Regions from separate parts of the Homo sapiens genome. Here region 1 is linked to region 2. A link is an interaction called in ENCODE POLR2A ChIA-PET data of the cell type or tissue named here. Cell type or tissue: K562. All regions are shown on one strand. Each heading gives the region's core, and the rest is flanking DNA. Links, peaks and the distances in the headings are about the cores only. Region 1 overlaps EXOC6 (exocyst complex component 6). Region 2 has its middle 12 kb from the start of CYP26A1.

Region 1 (5,344 bases), core at 332-5,331, 110 kb after region 2:
GCGGGGCGGCTGGCCGGGCGGGGGGCTGACCCCCCCCCCCACCTCCCTCCCGGACGCGGCGGCTGGCCGGGCAGAGGGGCTCCTCACTTCCCAGTAGGGGCGGCTGGGCAGAGGCGCCCCTCACCTACCGGACGGGGCGGCTGGCCGGGCGGGGGGCTGACCCCCCCACCTCCCTCCCGGACGGGGCGGCTGGCCAGGCAGAGGGGCTCCTCACTTCCCAGTAGGGGCGGCCGGGCAGAGGCGCCCCTCACCTCCCGGACGGGGCGGCTGGCCGGGCGCGGGGGCTGACCCCCCCACCTCCCTCCCGGATGGGGCGGCTGGCCCGGCGGGGGGCTGGCCCCCCGACCTCCCTCCCGGACGGGGCGGCTGGCCGGGCAGAGGGGCTCCTCACTTCCCAGTAGGGGCTGCCGGGCAGAGGCGCCCCTCACCTCCCGGACGGGGTGGCTGGCCGGGCAGGGGGCTGACCCCCCAACCTCCCTCCCGGACGGGGCGGCTGGCCGGGCAGGGGGCTGATCCCCCCACCTCCGTCCCGGACGGGGCGGCTGGGGGGCTGACCCCCCCACCTCCCTCCTGGACGGGGCGGCTGGGTGGGCGGGGGGCTGACCCCCCCCACCTCCCTCCCGGACGGGGCGGCTGCCGGGCGGAGACGCTCCTCACTTCCCAGACGGGGTGGCTGCCGGGCGGAGGGGCTCCTCACTTCTCAGACGGGGCGGCTGCCGGGCGGAGGGGCTCCTCACTTCTCAGACCGGGCGGTTGCCAGGCAGAGGGTCTCCTCACTTCTCAGACGGGGCGGCCGAGCAGAGACGCTCCTCACCTCCCAGACGGGGTCGCGGCCGGGTAGAGGCGCTCCTCACATCCCAGACGGGGTGGCGGGGCAGAGGCGCTCCCCACATCTCAGACGATGGGCGGCCAGGCAGAGACGCTCCTCACTTCGTACATGGGATGGCGGCCGGGAAGAGGCGCTCCTCACTTCCTAGATGGGATGGTGGCCGGGCAGAGACGCTCCTCACTTTCCAGACTGGGCAGCCAGGCAGAGGGGCTCCTCACGTCCCAGACAATGGGCGACCAGGCAGAGACGCTCCTCACTTCCCAGACGGGGTGGCGGCCGGGCAGAGGCTGCAATCTCGGCACTTTGGGAGGCCAAGGCAGGTGGCTGGGAGGTGGAGGTTGTAGCGAGCCGAGAGCACGCCACTGCACTCCAGCCTGGGCACCATTGAGCACTGAGTGAACCAGACTCCATCTGCAATCCCGGCACCTCGGGAGGCCGAGGCTGGCGGATCACTCGCGGTTAGGAGCTGGAGACCAGCCCGGCCAACACAGCGAAACCCCGTCTCCACCAAAAAAATACGAAAACCAGTCAGGCGTGGTGGCGTGCGCCTGCAATCGCAGGCACTCGGCAGGCTGAGGCAGGAGAATCAGGCAGGGAGGTTGCAGTGAGCCGAGATGGCAGCAGTACAGTGCAGCTTCGGCTCGGCATCAGAGGGAGACGTGGAAAGAGAGGGAGAGGGAGACCGTGGGGAGAGGGAGACGGGAGAGGGAGACGAGCAATTGTGTTAACTCTATGTAAATTATTTCTATTAGAGATTATTTCTATTTAAGTCTATATTGTCAGTTTCAGGGTTTTGCCTTGGCTTTGGTGGAAAGAGAGTTACAGTTATTTTGGTTAAAAATAAAATAAATTAAAATTTCAAACAATTTGGCTAAGTTATAATTCCTTACAAATGGATTTATAATAATGGAGAAAGAAACATGCACTCCAAGAAGTTGGTTTAAGCAAGGAAACCTCAAACTAAATTCTAAAATATACTTTAGTAAGCAAACATAAAACAATTTTTGAAAATTTTTATACTTACAGGCAAATGAGTAAACACTTGAAAGATGCTTCTCAAAAAATTTATAAGGTCCATTAAATAACCACTAGCTCTTCCATCTGGCTCAGACATTGTCCAGTCATAATCAGCAAGCTGAACAAATTCATCAATTTTTTGATTCAGTTTGGTATATATTTCTCCTTCTGCTGCATGTCGAGCATCCTGACATGGGACAAAATAACAACAAAGACAAGAAACAGATAATAAAACAAGTGTTCTTACAATTCTAGATATTATTTTACATTTACCTTTGGTTTAATATTTTAGCCATTTATTCAAAGTCCAGGAAAACTGTTGGTTTTTTTTTTCTGGCAGTACTCTATTTATTTGACTGGATATCACATCACATCTTTTCTTAGTTCCTTTCTAACCTATCACCTTTTTTTGTCTTTATGTGATAGAATACTTTATGAGATATTAATTCCTGACTTGTTCTCACAACTCTAAGAGGACCCTTAGGAGAAACAGAAGTAGAAAAACGAAAGTTGCCAAGAACACAGAAGACCACCTCTATCTAACCCCTGATTCACTGAGAGCAATTAAGTTGGACTATCACAGAAGAAATGGAATATCTGCCAGTGCTTTGAGTTTAAGCAGGGGTGGAGGCAGAAGAGAAAGAGATTGAGATAGTTAATTTCTCTGAGAAGAAAGAAACAATAGGAGTGATGCCAGCAAAAATAACAGCGGGAGGATCTCCAAACATTTTCTCATCCATAAAAGTAACCAGAAAACTTATCAAAAATTGTCAAAATCAACCTTTTCAGAACTCTGAAAATTAGTTCAAAACTTGCAGAAATACAGGCATCATTTATTCAAGAAAAACAGCTAAATCTTGGTAGAAAAATGAGCTTTGTAGCATTTTAATGTGCCCTATTTCCATTATTCTTCCTCTGTTCCAGCTCTACAGTACTCTCAAAAGACAACATTCTAAAACTCTGGTGGAAACCTATAGCTTGCCAGCTATCAAAGCAGACAGAACAGAGCTGCAGCTCCTTCAAAGCCACATTCTCAGAGAATTATCATTATTTGACCTATCTGGTGGTTCCCTGGAAGACTCCATGCCTATTTACAGGGATGTCTTTATTTGACCTGAATCAGGACTTGCCTAGTACAAAAAGCCTTTTCCCCAGGGGCAGCTGTCAAAAACAATTAGAGGCAATAAGTTTAACATGGAGGATGCCTGAGATGGTAGGTAACAACTGGGACAAACGATAGGTCAACCAAAGGGCTTAAAAGGAAAAATTAGGGAATAAAATGTCCACAGATGACTCTGAAAAGCTCTAACAGATTCCTGGGCATCTAAACGGCCACATACATACATAGGGCTGTGTACACACTTGGGAAAGACCTAAGAAGGCTCCAAGCTCTCATTTATGGCTGACCTTGAAGCTCTGTGCAAGACAGAAATAAAACAGGGTAGTGACAGGAGAAAATGAAATTCTAGGCAGCAGTTTTATGTGACTAGCCAAAGGAAACTGTTGAAATAGCTGCAGAAGCTATGGGCTGATAAGACAAGACCCTGAAAAACAGGGTGTAAACCATGCTGGCTAAGACTGACAGGACTCAACATGGTGATAGATTTGGCCTAAGTTTCACCCAGGGCTCAATGTACACTCATAACATACTATATCACATACCCACCAGTGCCATGACAATTTTAGGAACACTCATATTTGGTGTAAAAACAGGTGGCACCACAGTTCCAAAAAAAATTCCACCTTTTTCCAGGAATCATCATGAATATTTCATCCCTTGGTTAAAGAAATTCATAAAGATAGCAGCTCCACCCCACCTTGTGCATGACTCACTCACTCTCTCTCTCTCAAGTGTGCCTGCACTCCCCTCTCTTGAATGTGTACTTTTTTGTTTTGCAATTAAGTCTCCATACTTTCACTATTTTCTGACTCATCCTTGAATTCCTTCTCACGACAGTATCAAGAGCCTGGACACTGGCTGGGATCAAGGTCCCAGCAGCATTTGGGGACGTCCCCTAGCCCACTGGTATCATGTGCAAGCAGGAAGTAAAAGTCAAAGCAGAGTGATTAACTTCCTATCTCAGTGTTTAAGACACACCCCAACATGTGCACGGAGCCCTTTGGCAAAGACTAGGGGACTTACAGGTTCCAGGCTTTTAAGCAGATCTGTATCCAATCACCAGATGACCACTAAGCTAACCAAGCAAAGACTTCAGTGGCCACATATGACAAAGAACACAGACTTACAGATTTAGTTCAGAAAGGTCACAAAACAAACAACAGATGGGAGAAACAACAAACCCTTGGGAGAGGTGAGAACTTCCAAAGTTGTCATCTTATATTATTATAAATGTACAGTTATCAACAAAAAATGACAAGTTATGCAAAGAAACAAAGTATGACCAATACACGGAAAAAAAGCAACCAATAGAAACTGTGAGGCAGCTCAGATGTTGAACTTATAAGACAAAAACTTAAGAACAAAAGGAAACCATATCTAAAGAACTAAAAGAAAATTATGAGAATACATCAATAAATAGGGAATATAAATAGAAATTATTAAAAAGTACAATAAGTGACGCGTGTAATCCTAGCACTTTGGGAGGCCGAGGCAGGTGGGTGGATTATCTGAGGTCAAGAGTTCGAGATGAGCCTAGCCAACATGGTGAGACCCCATCTCTACTAAAAATACAAAAAATTAGCCACACGTGGTGGTGTGTGCCTGTAATCCCAGCTACTTGGGAGGCTGAGGCAGGAGAATCACTTAAACCTGGGAGGCTGAGGTTACAGTGAGCCAAGATGGTGCCACTGCACTCCAGCCTGGGTGACAGAGTGATACTCCATCTAAAAAAAGAAAAAAAAAAGTACAATAAGTGAAGTGAAAAAAAAATCACTAGGCTGGGCGTGGTGCCTCACGCCTGTAATCCCAGCACTTTGGGAGGCCAAGGCGGGTGAATCACGGGGTCAGGAGATCAAGACCATCCTGGCTAACATGGTGAAACCTTGTCTCTACTAAAAATACAAAAAAATTAGCCAGGCCTGCGCCTGTAGTCCCAGCTACTCGGGAGGCTGAGGCAGGAGAATGGCATGAACCTAGGAGGTGTTCCTTGCAATGAGCCGAGATCGCGCCACTTCACTCCAGCCTGGGCAACAGAGCGAGACTCCGTCTCAAAAAAAAAGAAAAAAAATCACTAAAGAAGTTCAACAGCAGATTTGAGCAGGCAGAAAAACCAGAAGACTTGATCCACAATATAAATCAACTGGACCTACCAGACATCTATTGTACACTCCACTCAGCAAGAACAGACCACACATTATTCTCAGATGAATAATCAAAATGTACCATTCCCACATTTTAACACTTCTTTGGCTCCCTCTCCAATTTTCACACTAACCACTTACTACTCACTGCCATGGTGGGCTGGGGAAAACCAACTATTGATAGACATCTTTCTATTTGCATGCCTGGCTTCACAGTAGGATTAGAACAAGAATTCG
Region 2 (5,373 bases), core at 56-5,055:
AAAGTCTCTCTCCTCCCTTGGCTTCTGTGATCCCAGCTCCCCAGCCTCTCTCTTTCCTCTCTGGCCCATCCATCTCTGGCCCATTCCCCTTCTCCCTGCTGACGTCATCCACTCCCTCCAAGCCTATCTCCACAGGCGGAGCTCTCCACAGACGCAGACCTGCCTGTGACACTTCCACCAGATGCCCTGTGGTTTTCCACTCCACAGGCCCAGAAAGGACTCAGCATCCCTTCCCCAAACCAGCATCTGCTCCTGGTCTGCATCTCTCCTGGGCACCTTGCCTGTGCCCAGTCACCACAGCTCTCAAACCCAGGCTCATGCTTCTCGATCTAGAGTTACTATGAACCAAGGTAACATACATAAATATAAATCACCTAGCACAGTGCTCAGCCTTTGCCAAACAAATGCTCATTCATCTCTCCTTTCCCCATGTCTGCAGCCCTGTTCTCCATCATGTGTTTTATCCTCTAGAGACCAATCTGATTTCTGGAGTCACCATTTGCCAAAAACACCCTGCAATTTTCTGTTTCTAATAATCCAGCTGCAGAGGTAAAAGTGTCTTTTTTTTTTTTATCTTAAACCAAGTTGATATTGTATAAAATTATCTGGTTGTTTTGATTTATCTAAAATATTTAGACTAAGAGGATACCTGAATTTTTTTAAATAATTATAATGTTTTTAAAAGCTTGTCTCAGGAAGTTTTTATAAAACAAAGTAGAAAGAACTCATTCCAGCCAGGCATTAGCCTTCCTTCTCACTCTGCGTTTGGAAGGATTTGCAATTCAAATTGAGGATAAACTATTTTCACTTAGAAAAACACATTCCCTCTAGCAAAGAAACTCTTTTGAATAAATCTCTGCAAAAGAGCCATATCTTTATGCTTCATATGTGCAACATTTAACGAGAAAATTCTATTAATCTTTTTCTTCTCTTACTCTTTCCCATCATCGTAATGATTTTCCTTAATGATGGAAATTTAGAACTGCCCAATCCACAATCACACACATACCTCCTTTGTCTTTTCAGATTTCTTCCCAACAAAACCCCACAGACGATGGAGATCAGATTTAGTTTAAATTATTTTAGCTGACATCAGCTTCAGGCCAGATCCTTGGTGTCAAAATGGAACGGAAAATTGAAATAAAACCCATAACTATAGTTGAATTATCTTGATAATTGTCTAAATTTCTGTATCCCCTAAGAGAACTACTTTCAGATCAATGCAGAAGAAAAAAGCATATTGATGTGTTAATAAGTAAAAGGAACAAATGGCCCTGGGGAGTCCGGCGTGTGGGCTCTGGAAATAGACTTTCTGATTTGAACCTCAACTGTGTCCCTTACCAGCTGAGGGACCCTGGGTGAGTTGCTGATATCTCTGAGTTTTAGTTTTCTCATTTGGAGTTGTTGCGAAGATTAAATGAATTAATTCATACAAAGTGGTAAGGACAGTTCCTGGCACATACTAAGTGCTCAGTGAAAATAGGAGTCATAGGCCAGCACAGTGATTCACACCTGTAAATCCAGTACTTTGGGAGGCTGAGGTGGGTGGATCACTTGAGGTTAGGAGTTTGAGACCAGCCTGGCCAACATGGTGAAACACTGTCTCTACTACAAATACAAAAATTAGCCAGGCATGGTGGTATGTGCCGTGCCTGTAGTCCCAGCTACTAGGGAGGCTGAGGTGGGAGAATTACTTGAACCTGGGAGGTGGAAGCTGTAGTGAGCCGAGATCGCAGCACTGTACTCCAGCCTGGGCGACAGAGTGAGAATCCATCGGGAAGGGGTGGGAAGGGCAGAAGAATCATTATCTGTGCCAGTTCCAAATTCTATAAACCTAGTACATACAGTACAGTGTAATCATTAGAACCTTTTACTCAGATGGCCTTGGTTCAAACCCTGGCTCTACCACTTACTAGCTGTGCGACTCTGGGCAAGTTACCCAACAGTGGCTCCATTAGCACAAGGGATGTTAAACATTGTGTCTGCATCATGGATATTGTCATGCGTATGAAATGAAATGGTGTGAAATACTTGGCATTTATAATAAATGCTCAATGAATTTTGGCTGTTAGTTTTCCTTGCATGCTACAAAAATAAGGCTGATTAACTCAGAACTGTTTCCCTAAACGCCTGGGGGTTTTCAAAAGGGTAGAGCTATAAGATTTTGCTACCTTAATTGTTGATTAGGGGCCAAATATCATTACAATACACCTCCTATTTAGGGCAGCGGTTGGGGCTACAAGCCCTCATAGGTGGGCAGCAAGGCCCCTTAGACAAAAAGAAGTCGGACATTCCCTCTCCTTCAACTGGCAGCCCAGTCATGGGCACGTGGCCTGCGCTCAGCCAATCAAAAGTTGCAAAGGTTGTCCTTTTGCAACTGGCAAGAGACTATGCTTCTGAAAGTAGGGAGAAGGAAGGTTGGAGGTGATGGGTGGAGACAGGAAAGATGGGTTGAAAGGGAAGACTGACAGCTGATCTCTAGAGTCTTGCCCGCTCCCACCACCGCACCTCCACTTTTTCTCTCTCCTAAAACTCTGAATTACAAAATCAACACATTCTTTACAACAGAAGAAACATCCATAAATGTATTCAGAAAGTGTGAATGATCACCTTGCGAAGTATCCGCCTCTATTCTCCCCCAATTAGCCACGTCCCTCTGCAGCTTATGCTGTGTGACAGCGTGTCATAGCCATCCCTCAAGGTCAACGGATGTCTACTGTATGCACTCCACTATGGCGCCATCATTTTCCATAATATAAATGCACCAGTGTTTTTTCAAGCACTCCTCTTTGGACCGGCACCTTTTTAGATATCCATTCCCATTTTAAACGCGCATCCTCAGTGACCCAGCAACCTCGCTTTCAGGAACCAAACCCCAGAAATAAAGCACTAGTGTATACATAAAGCTGTGCATGCAGGATACTTAGTACACGTTGCCTGGATTGTCAGGAACTGGAAATAACCTAAATGCCCAGCCATCTCCCCTTATCTGTGTTGTTTATGGCATTTTGTTTCAGGAGGGGGAAAGTTTCAACCGTAAAAAGTATTTTATGAAAACCACAACTCAAACCCAGGTGAGAGTTGGTACTTTTAGTTTCCTTCCAGCAATTACATTTTAGCTGACTTTCCCCTGGGGGGTTATGGGGAGGCAGGAACCAAAAATACAATGTGTATGTCAAGGTCCGATTACCATAGCACAAGAGGATCATTGTTAGGTCCATTTTACCCACAGAGACAGCAAATCAGAATCCTCAGAGAGTCCAAGTTGAGGTTTTGTTTCCATCCGGAGAGTCTCAAACCTTAGTGTTCATACAGTTCACCTGGGGCTCTTGTTAAACTGCAGATTGATTCATTAGGTCTGGGGTGGGGCCTGAGATGTTTCAGCTCCAATAAGCAAACAGGTGATACAGATGCTGCTGACCCATGGACCACACTTTGAATTGTAAGGATCAGATCAATTCACATCTACTGTCTGAACTGAATCCCAGGACTATCCAAGTTTTAGCACTGAAAGTCCCGAGTCCCAAGAAACCCTTGAGTCCCAGGCAAATCAGAACAGTTTGTCACCCTAGGGGTTGTATTAGCTCAAGTTCAGATGACTCAGAGGCCTGAAAACATAAATGAATGAAGTTGGCTGGTTGAAAACTTTGGCAAACAGAAGAACTTCAACTGCTCACTCAGGCTCTACCCGAGAGTCTCCAACTTGCAACTTTGTCCTAGATGACCCCATAGAGTACATCCAGCTGAGAAATTCTGTAACATGTTTTTTTCTGACGATAACTGTAAGTGTCTATGGATGAGAAGTCACAATGAAAATAGTAGAAATCAAGGACTACTCAGAAACAAGATGAAAATGACTTAAAGAGAAGTCAGGGGAAGAGTCTATACAACCAGTGAAAAACTCATTATGGGCCAGGCACTGTGGCTCAGGCCTTTAATCCCAGCACTTTGGGAGGCCAAGGTGGGTGGATCACCTGAGGTCAGGAGTTCAAGACCAGACTGGCCAACATGGCAAAACCCCATCTCTACTAAAAAATACAAAAATTAGCCAGGCATGGTGGCCCATGCCTATAATCCCTGCTACTTAGGAGGCTGAGGCAGGGAGAATTGCTCGAACCTGGGAGGCGGAGGTTGCAGTAAGCCGATATCACACCACTGCACTCCAGCCTGCGCGACAGAGGGAGACTCCATCTCAAAAACAAAACAAAACAAAACCAAAAAACCTCACTATGGGCCAGGCACAGTGGCTCACTTTTATAATCCCAACACTTTGCAAGGCAAAGACAGCAGCATTGCTTGAGCCCAGGAGTTTAAGACCAGCCTGGGCAACATAGGGACATTCTGTCTCTACCTTTTTTTTTTTTTTTTAATTAGCCAGGCATGGTGGCACATACCTGTGGCCCTGAGCTGCTCAGGAGGCCAAGGTGAGAGGACTGGTTGGGACCAGGAGATCGAGGCTGCAGTAAGCCTTGATCTCGCCACTGTACTCCAGCCTACGCGACAGAGCAAGAACCTGTCTCAAAACAAAAACAAAACAAAACAAAACTCACTATGACAGCCAGCCTTCAAGATAACTCCCAGTGATTCTCGCCCCCTGGCATTCATGCCCTGTGTGCTTCTCTCCTACACTGGATACAGCTAACCTGTGTAATCAATATAATATTGTAGACATGAAGAAGTGTGACTTCCAAGGCTAAGTCATAAAAGGCATTGAGGGCTTGATCTTGCTGTTTTGTTTGTTTGTTTGTTTGATCACTTGCTCTGGGGAAAGCCAAGTGCCATGCCATGAGGATACCCCAGCAGCCCTATGGAGAGAATCACAAAGCAAGGTACTGAGGCCTCCCGCTAACAGCTATATGAAGGAGCCATCTTGGAAACAGACCCTCCAGCCTCAGTCAAGACTTCAGATGACTGCAACCTGGCCCACATCTTAGCTGCAACTTTATGAGAGACTCTGAAACAGACCCACTCAGCTAAGCCACTTTTGATCAAGCACTCTAAAAATTCTCCAAAGATCGAAGACCCAAGAAGTTGCAAACTGGACACCAGCAGGGCCACAAACAAGTTTTATTTTGCCTGCACAGTTTTTAAAAAGGTAATTAGCCACCAACATCTAAAAAACAGGATATTCCCATTACACATTCCTTATGTAAACCTGGATTTCTAGCACTTCCTGAAACACCGAAAGAGTTTCAAACCGAGTTCTTCATTCCTGTAGGTCAAGAGTAGGTCAGCACTGAGCAGCAACTGCCCACTTTAGAGGGAACCTGTGGTCCCCACATCAGCAGCACGCCCACCATATCCTACTGTCTCTCCACCTGGCTAACATTACTTGTTAATATTATCTGCCAGCCCTCCTAAGTCTGTGATCCT

Evidence for each region. Peaks named below come from ENCODE experiments on the same cell type or tissue, not always from the same donor. Only the 100,000 strongest peaks of a DNase experiment are listed, where the experiment ranks them.
Region 1: POLR2A ChIA-PET joins it to region 2 with 5 read pairs; 2 of 35 experiments call an interaction of 5 or more read pairs at or near these places.

The regions. Positions count from the first base shown.
Region 1 is chr10:92,970,742-92,976,085 of GRCh38, reverse strand. It overlaps EXOC6 (exocyst complex component 6), which reads right to left. Exons shown (of 22, transcript NM_019053.6): 18 at 1,854-2,033. Among named protein-coding and RNA genes, the nearest start is that of CYP26C1, 87 kb to the left of the region's middle. In K562, for the core only: no CTCF peak of the experiment used is centred there; DNase peaks (open chromatin) are centred at 3,385, 3,665 and 3,945.
Region 2 is chr10:93,083,453-93,088,825 of GRCh38, reverse strand. No RefSeq gene overlaps it. Among named protein-coding and RNA genes, the nearest start is that of CYP26A1, 12 kb to the right of the region's middle. In K562, for the core only: no CTCF peak of the experiment used is centred there; a DNase peak (open chromatin) is centred at 2,325; H3K27me3 peaks cover 502 bases.